Linked DNA regions of Homo sapiens: region 2 is linked to region 1. The links are chromatin contacts, found by Hi-C or POLR2A ChIA-PET in ENCODE. All regions are on one chromosome and are shown on one strand. Each heading gives the region's core, a stretch centred on a gene start or an enhancer-like site at or near the end of the contact. The rest is flanking DNA. Distances are from core to core; before and after follow the strand shown. Region 1 has its middle 14 kb from the start of RALGDS. Region 2 has its middle 9.3 kb from the start of OBP2B.

Region 1 (4,415 bases), core at 847-3,346:
GGCTGGCTTCTGGGAAACTCCAGGGCCCTGCTTCTAAGAAAAAGGGCTCTTGCTTCCCAGAAAGCCTGGCTGCCTTCCTCCTCGCTCTTCCCCCGCCTGGCTTGCCTCTGCCTCTCTTCTCAGCCTGGTTCCTGGGGGGAAAGCACTTTAATGGGAGGGAGCCAGGTGAGCAGAGGCGCCCCGCCCTTCCCTGGCCCTCCGGCCCCCTGCCCTCCCTCAGGCTCCTCTCCAGCCTCATCACCTCTTCCAAGGAGCTCTCCTGGTGATCTTCCCACAAGAACCTCCGAATATTTTAGAGTCTGGCCCATCGAGCTCACTTGTTCATCTAGGCATTTATGGAGAGCCAGCTGTGTGCTAGATGCTGTTCTAGGCATCAGGACCCTGGGGAACAGAGTCCCTGCTCTCAAGGAGCTTACAAACTCCCCGCCATGGGGGGCATGAAAGGACCCCGTGGTAGGTGAATTGTGTTGTTTTGTTTTGAGACGGAGTCTTGCTCTGTCGCCCAGGCTGGAGTGCAGTGGCACGATCTCAGCTCACTGCAACCTTTACCTCCCGGGTTCAAGTGGTTCTCCCGCTTCAGCCTCCCGAGTAGCTGGGACTACAGGTGCACCACCACACCCGTCTATTTTTTGTATTTTTAGTAGAGATGGGGTTTTACCGTGTTGGCCAGGCTGGTCTCAAACTCCTGAGCTCAAGTGATCCGCCCGCCTCGGCCTCCCAAAGTGCTGGGATTACAGGCGTAAGCCACCACGCCCAGCCTTGTTTCGTTTTTTGAGACGAAGTCTTGCTCTGTCGCCTAGGCTGGAGTATGCAGTGGTGCTATCTCAGCTCACTGCAACCTCCACCTCCTGGATTTAAGCCAGTCTCCTGCCTCAGCCTCCTGAGTAGCTGGGATTACAGGCACGCACCACCATGCCCAGCTAGTTTTTTTGTTTGTTTTTGAGATGGAGTCTTGCTCTGTCGCCCAGGCTGGAGTGCAGTGGCACGATCTTGGTCACTGCAACCTCTGCCTCCCAGGTTCAAGCAGTTCTCTGCCTCAGCCTCCCGAGTAGCTGGGGTTACAGGCGCCGCCACCACGCCTGGCTAATTTTTGTATTTTTAGTAGAAACAGGGTTTCACCATGTTAGCCAGGCTGGTCTTGAACTCCTGACCTCATGATCCACCCGCCTCGGCCTCCCAAAGTGCTGGGATTACAGGCGTGAGCCACCGCACCCGAGCTAGTTTTTTTGTATTTTTAGTAGATGCAGGGTTTCACCACATTGACCAGGCTGGTCTCGAACTCCTGAGCTCAAGTGATTCACTTGCCTTGGCCTCCCAAAGTGCTGGGATTACAGGCGTGAGCCACCGCGCCCGGCCAAGGTGAAATGTTTTAATGTCCCTCCTTCCATCCATACCCGCGCTGCCCCCTCAGCCCTCCTGGCCTGTCTGCAGTTGTAGCACCTGCTCCTGCCCCATGGGCCCCATCAGCCTTCCCTGTTCTGTTTTTGCCTTCTGGAGCATTCTTATTTTCAAAAATGCATTTTACTTATTATGACCTAGGCCAAAGGTGATTTTTATGTGTTGTGTTTTTCCCTGGTCTATCGCTGGCACTTGAATAGTGCCCGGCACCTAGTAGGTGTTCAGTAAATTCGCGTGGTCTGGCTGTGTGAATATAGTTGTGCCCCGGGCCCTCTCTGTGGTCTGCAGACAGTGCAGGCTACAAACTCTGTTACTGATCCTCATCTCCTTCAGTAGAGAAATGGACATTGTTTAGAAACTCTATGGCAGTTGACATTGCTGCAACATTTCACCTGCATTTTACAGAAGTATCAGCTGGCCTTGAATTCAAAATAAGAACTCTGGTTCTTCCCTGCAGAGGATGCCACCTTGGGGTGCCATTTTTTTGACACGGAGCATGTGCCAGGCCCTATCTTGAGTGCTTCCCATCCAGTGTTTCATTTCAGCATGCAGTCTTTTTGAGGCAGAGATGTTCCCTGTTGATGGGCTAGAACCAAGGCTCAGCAAGGGAAAGGAACCTGCCTGGCTCACCCAGCTCCACCCAGCCAGGAAGTGACAGGATGAGGGTTTGGCCCAAGACTCCTGACACTGTAGGCCCCAGCTCCCAGCCACTGCTTGGATCCTTACAGTTAGACGTTGGGTTCCTCCTGGAGCTGGACCTGGGGGCAGGCAGGGTTGGGGAGGGGAGCTGCGGTGCCCTTGGCAGGGCTGGGTCCTGCTGGGCTCAAAGCCAATGGGAGCGGCTGGGGCAGGGCCTGGATTCTTGGATCCTCAGCTTCTTGGCAACCTGCGTGACTCAGTGGGCTGGTAATAGGGGCCGGCGGGCAGGCAGCCAGTGCAGGGGAGCCCTGCGGTGGGTGAATCAGCCAGTTGCTGAATTACTGTCCTGCCTGGGGTGGTGCCAAGCCCCAACTGCCAAAATAAGCACAGCCCCTCTTTGCCTTTCTCTCCCCACTCCAGGGTGGCCCACCTTCCACATGCCTTGGCAGGTGTGTCCTGTGGCTCTGCTGCTCCTGGGAGTCCCCGGGTCTCCCTAGCCTGGAGCAGGGGAAAGGTCCTCCCCACTGGGGTGTGTAGCCTTCCACAAGTCATTCTGCGGCTCTGCCTCCCCACCACACACAGGGGCCCTCCTGTGAACTGGAGGTCATTGAGATACTTGCACCCTGAACTTAGAAGGGCACCGTGAGGATAAAATCACCTTTGACTCTTTATGAAAAGTCATAAAGAGTCTTCCTGCTAGGAGTTTGCAGGAAGGAGTGACTGGGAGCGCAAACCTGAGAGTCAGACAGGATTGGAAGCCCTGCTCTGCTGTGTGGCTTTGGATGAGCTTTGTGCCATCTCTGAGCTTCATCCTCAAACTCACCTGCAAAACCTGCGTCACATATCATGATGGTGAAATGATACCCGCATTGGCATGGCAGTGCGTAGTAGAAATTATCAGAGGGTTGTTGACTCTGGTTTAGGCGCCAGGTTGGAGGCAGCAGTGATCAGCAGAAATGGAAGTCAGAGTCCCCAGCCTAGGCCTCCTACAGGGGACAGACCACCCACCCCAGGGACAGGGTCCCAGCAGCGTCAAGTCTGTGTGCTGCCTGGAACAAATCTACTTGTGATCCTTAATTTGGAACAGAGTAGAGGAAAGCAAGCAGCCTTGGGGGCCGGACTTACACCCTGCCTTGGCACTGACACGCTGTGTGACATCAGGCAAGTTGTTCGCCCTCTCTGGGCCTCAGTTTTCTCAGTTTTACAACAGAGATGATGACTGTGGCCTCATCTTTCTGGCAGAGGCTGTCTGGAAAAGTGCTTTGTCCCCATTGAGGTGTGCTAAAGGCGGCGCCAGACTAGGCTCTAGGGTACGAAGGGGTGTCAGGAGTTGATCCTGCCTGCCAGGCTTCTGAACGTGGCAAGAATTTGCCTCTGGGCTGCACAGTGACAGGTGTCAGTGATGCCCCCGTCCCTGGGAGTCTCCTAGTCAGAGCCAAAGAGGGAGGGGATGCCAGGCATAGGTGCAGCCTCCAGGGGCAGGATCTGTCTCCTGCACGACCACAGCATCACTACCTAGCAGAGCCGGCTGGGCCTGAATGTGTGTTGAGCGACTTGACGGGGCCTCAGGTTCCCAGAAGCCAGGGGGAGGGGAGCTGGAGTGTCCCCCCAGCTGGACACCGAGTCTGGCCAGCAGCTCCCTGAGTCAAGTTAGCAGCAGGAAAGAGGAGCAAAAGCCAGGCCTCGGCCTCTGCTATCTGCTTCCTGGACAGGATGTGGTGCCGAGTAAACAGCTTCGCGAGGAGTCACTGCTCTGGCTCTGAGTCACAGCTCCTAGCGACAGCTGCACAGTGTTTGTAAACAATGGGCCTCACACCCAGCCAGGGCCTGCCCCTACCTAGAAAGGTGCCTGTGGGTTGGGTTTTGCTAGCCTGGGCTTGTGTGTGTGGCCAGGTGCATTATCCCAGGCCACCCGGCGTGCTGGGCAGAGCATCGTGGGACCACTGGTAGGTCGTGTGTCCTGGGAGAAGCCTGGGGTCAGGGTCGTCGTAAGCTTCATGCACAGTAGCTGGAAATGTTTGTGCCATGTATGGCCCTCACTAGGCCCAGCTCCTGAAGGCAGCCAGAGTTGCGGTGGGGAGGCTGCAGGTGGAGCTCCTCCAACTGGCCTCACCCCCAGGCCCCAGCGCCTCGGCTGTCCATGGCAGTCTTCGTTCCAGGCAGTGACAGTGATGTGGCGCATCACGTGGCGGCCTGGCCAGCAGGGAACAAAGACCCTGCTCTCCCCCAGGCTGGCGGCAGAGGCAGGGCCAGGGACCACGTGGGTGGGAGGAGGGGTGCATGGCCCTGCTGCTCCCCTCCTGCCAGCACCACCTCCTCGGGACTCCTGCATTTCTGCGTGGCAGCTGGTGCTGCTCCTCCTGCAGCCTGACTGTGTC
Region 2 (4,151 bases), core at 977-3,476, 64 kb before region 1:
TGCCAGGCGTGGCTGATGTTCATCCTTTCCTCCTTGCCGCTGGCCAGGGGCTCAGCTAGACTAGGTCTCTTCTCCGGTGGGATAGCACTGACCTTCCCCGCCAGGGTTCTGAGCCCCCAGGTGGGCACCTTGGAGGTCTGTGGTCCTGCTGTGCCAATTCACAGGCCTGGAAGCACCAGAGGGTGCCCAGAGAACCCTGGAGTTCTGTACGTCCACCCCCATCCCTCTCATGGGACAGTGCACCTGTTGCTTGGTGATAGGCAGATTCACTCATCTGGCAGTAGGTTAGCAAGACTATCATACTGTATGTGCAAAAGAGAGATGGGCAGAAGTTTAAAAAGTTCTATTTTGCCTGCAAAAGTAAAGGCGGCGTCTGGCTTGCTCCTGGGCCCTAAGGAACGCTGAGCACCTGCCCAGAGGATGCCAGTGACGGTGGGGCTGCAGGTGCCTGTCTCGCCTGGCATTGCCAAAGGTTGGGTGGGCAGAAACCCTCAGCCGTCTGAAGAAGCAGGGCATTTCAGATCAGCCCCCAGCAGGAAGGTCCCATGAGGCCCTGGTGAGAGCTGACCGGAGGACATGGGGTCCCAGCCACCTGTTGGACACCATGGTGTGGGCAGGTCTGGGAAGCTTTTCTCCTCTTTTTTTTTCTTTTATGAGACACTGTCCTTCTCTGTTGCCTAGGCTGGAGTGCAGTAGTACAATCACAGCTCACTGTAGCCTTGATATCTCAGGCTCAGGCAATCCTGAGTAGCTCAGCCTCCTGAGTAGCTGCCACTACAGGTGTGCACCACTATGCCCAGGTAATTTTTTTTTTTCTTAGAGACAGAAACTCCCAACGTTGCTCAGGCTGGTCTCAAACTCCTAGGCTCAGATGATCCTCCTACCTTGGCCTCCCAAAGTGCCTGAATTCCAGTCATGAGCCACCGACTGTGCCTGGCCTCTTCTCTTCTTGTTGGTGTTTGTCTATTACACATAGTGAACAGCAGGAGAAATATATCCGAGGGCTGGTGGCAGTGCCCTCTCCCTAACTCACCCCTAAACCCCGCTAACAGACACGGAACAGAACCAGAGCCGGGAGGTTTATTCTCTCAATGCAGGGGGATTCCTGGAGGTTTATTGTCAATGCAGGGGGATTCCGTTGCCACTTGCTGCCATCTCTGCACGATCAGCTCCTATGCATCTTCCCTTGGACTTGTCTGTGCTCAGCGCCAGGCCCCCGCCCACCCGCTTGCCTGGTGAGTGCCTCTCATTGGCTCCTCTCCTCGGATCAGCGCTCGCCTCCCCCCAGGTCACTTCACTTTCTTCCGTTCCTGGCCTGGTACCGCATTCTTGGATATCAACCTTTTTCTCCGAACAATCCATGGATGCTTGTTCTTCCTTTCTGTGTGCGTTTAGGGGTTCGTTTTATTAAAAACAAACAAACAAAAGCGCTTTATATTCTTGATCTTTCGAGATCTTTCCAGGATCATTTATTTTCATCTTTTAAGTCCAAGAGCTTTCCAGGATGCGCAGGCCTGTGTCTCTCCTCACCTGCCTTGCCTGAATTTGTGAGCGCTAGCAATCTCACGCTCACACTCTGCGGCGTTCCTTCTGCTCGGAGAAATTTTATGCCATTCTTGGTCTCCTGTCCTCCATCCGTGTGCCTCCCTGCTCCTGGAACGCCCGGGGTTTGCAGGGAAGGCTCCCGCGCGCCCGGCCCCCTCCCGCCCGCGGGCTCTCACTCAGCTCTGGCTGAGAGCTTCCTCTTCGCGGTGGTCTTCACCTTTTACGTCTGGTTGCGGTCTCTCCTGCATCGTCTCACTCATTTCCCCATTTGTAAAGCACGTGTTTCCGAGCCCAGTCTGCTTTTGCGCCGTGGCCTCCTGTCCTCAAGGGGCGCGTTACTGGTTTGGCGCCCGCGGTGGCTTCCGCTGCCGTCGGGGCGCTCTGGTTCCCGCTCTCTGGGCCACTCACGAGCTGCGTTCCTTTGCCCGTCCCCGGGCTCAGGTCCAGGTGCTGCTTCTCCCGGCAGGCGTGACCTGAGATTGTCGTGGGTCCCGCAGTCACTGGCTCTGCGGACGTTTTGCTCATCTCCTGCAGAGAATCCTGGAGGAAGCCCTTCTATCCCCAGCCTCCTTGGGGCAAAGGCCGGGGTGCCCAGGTCTCAGGCTGCAGGGCATCATTGCCTGCGAGCAGTTCTCTGGGGGCAGGCCAGGGGCCGGCCAGCGGGGCCTTGTGGAATGTCACGGGAGTGGCACTGCCTTTCCGTGGGGCCTGTGGGTCACACTCCCTCCAAGAAGGGGAACGGACCCACCCCTGGCGGAGTCCTGGGCCTCCGTCCCTGGCTCCCGGGAGGCCTGCCTGGGAACGCAGCTGCAGCTGGGAGAGGAAGGCACCGGAGGTTCCCACACCGCCGCTCTTCCAGAACTCGCTCCGCCGCCGATTTGGAGCAGCTTACATTTTGTTTTGTCTCTGCTTCCATCCGCAGTATTTATTTCTGCCTCCTGTGTTTCTGTTCTTCTCCAGTCTCCCCAGAGTCCATTTCTTTCTTTCCATCTCTATAAGGAACCAGCTTCTGCCTCCGAGGAGTGTCTCTGCCTCTCCGTGTGCCGACTCCCAGCTCGCACTCCTGTCTCACGTTCCCTTGGCATTTTGGTTTTGCTCTGTTATTTGTTCGTTTGTTTATTGAGACGGAGTCTCACTCTGTCCCCCAGGCTGGAGTGCGGTGCGCCATCTCAGCTCACTGCAACCTCCGCCTCCCGGGTTCAAGTGATTCTCCTCCCTCAGCCTCCCAAGTAGCTGGGACTACAGGAGAGGGCCACCACGCTTGGCTAATTTTTGTTTTCGTGGGTTTTTTTTTTTGAGACAGAGTCTCACACTGTCGCCCGGGCTGGAATACAGTGGGGCCATCTCGCTCACTGCAACCTCCGCCTCCCAGGTTCAAGCGATTCTCCTGCCTCAGCCTCCTGAGTAACCGGAATTACAGGTGCCCGCCACCACGCCCGGCTTATTTATTTATTTATTTATTTTGTATTTTAAGTACCACCACGCCCGGCTTATTTATTTATTTATTTATTTATTTATTTTGTATTTTAAGTAGAGATGGGGTTTCACCATGTTGACCAGGCTGGTCTGGAACTCCTGACCTTGTGATCCGCCTGCCTCGGCCTCCCAAAGTGCTTGGGATTACAGGCGTGAGCCACTGCACCAGGCCTAATTTTTGTATTTTTAGTAGAGACGGAGTTTCACCATGTTGGCCAGGCTGGTCTTGAACTCCTGACCTCAAGTGATCCACCCGCCTCAGCCTCCCAAAGTGCTGGGATTACAGGCATGAGCCACTGCTCCTGCCCTGCTCTGTTATTATTTTTAATATTGATTTGAACACTTGGTTCATTTATTTGTATGTTATATGTTTCTTTTTTTTTTTTTTTTTTTTTTTTTTTTTTGAGACAGGGTCTTGCTCTGTCGCCCCAGGCTGGAGTGCAGTGACATGATCTTGGCTCACGGCAACCTCTGCTTCCTGGGTTCAAGAGATTCTCCTGCGTCAGCCTCCTGAGTAGCTGGGATTACAGGTGCCCACCACCATGCCCGGCTAATTTTTGTATTTTTTTTTTTTTAGTAGAGGCAGGATTTCACCATGTTAGCCAGGCTGGTCTTGAACTCCTGGCCTGAAGTGATCCACCTGCCTCGACCTCCCAAAGTGCTGAGATTACAGGCGTGAGCCACCGCGCTCGGCCATATTTCCATGTTTTATGTTTCTAATGCTTATGTCTGTAATTTTCTGAGTGCAACAAAGGACACCTTTAGCTGCATCCAACAAATGTTGATAGAGATTGCTGTCACTGTTATTCATTTCTCAGTAGTTCATAAGTTCCTTTGTAATCCTAAGAGTATACACTGTCTATGGGAATCTGTTGATAGTTCCTTTCTGATACATGGCTGAAAAGTTTTTGCAAACATTTCTCATGTGCTTGAACTTAATTTGTGGGTTTTGGTAGTTGCATATTTCCACAAACACCTATTAGATGAACTTAACTGATCATGTTACTTACATCTTACACTCTCAAATATTTTTCTCTACTTCATCCATTTGTTTCTGAATATCTCCGTTAAATAATCCCGCTTCAGTTGTTGATTTCTCATGTTCTCCTTAAATTCAATTAGTTTTTGCT

Evidence for each region. A loop is a pair of places that touch in the nucleus more often than their neighbours do. ChIA-PET counts read pairs that join two places held with the same protein, here RNA polymerase II (POLR2A). Pooled maps may share reads with other maps.
Region 2: POLR2A ChIA-PET joins it to region 1 with 14 read pairs in activated T-cell. The contact joins two enhancer-like sites. A Hi-C loop is called at or near these places in 1 of 168 maps with a recorded cell type or tissue (CD4-positive, alpha-beta memory T cell) and 11 of 50 pooled maps. POLR2A ChIA-PET finds 5 or more read pairs at or near these places in 6 of 52 experiments (AG04449, Caco-2, Panc1 and 3 more).

The regions. Positions count from the first base shown.
Region 1 is chr9:133,133,297-133,137,711 of GRCh38, reverse strand. It overlaps a transcript of RALGDS not described here. Among named protein-coding and RNA genes, the nearest start is that of RALGDS, 14 kb to the right of the region's middle. RefSeq lists an enhancer at 3,454-3,743. Within about 2 kb of position 2,096, at least 31 of the 41 ENCODE cell types and tissues checked have a DNase peak (open chromatin) inside an H3K27ac peak, as active enhancers do.
Region 2 is chr9:133,197,911-133,202,061 of GRCh38, reverse strand. No RefSeq gene overlaps it. Among named protein-coding and RNA genes, the nearest start is that of OBP2B, 9.3 kb to the left of the region's middle. RefSeq lists an enhancer at 1,325-2,046. Within about 2 kb of position 2,226, at least 8 of the 41 ENCODE cell types and tissues checked have a DNase peak (open chromatin) inside an H3K27ac peak, as active enhancers do.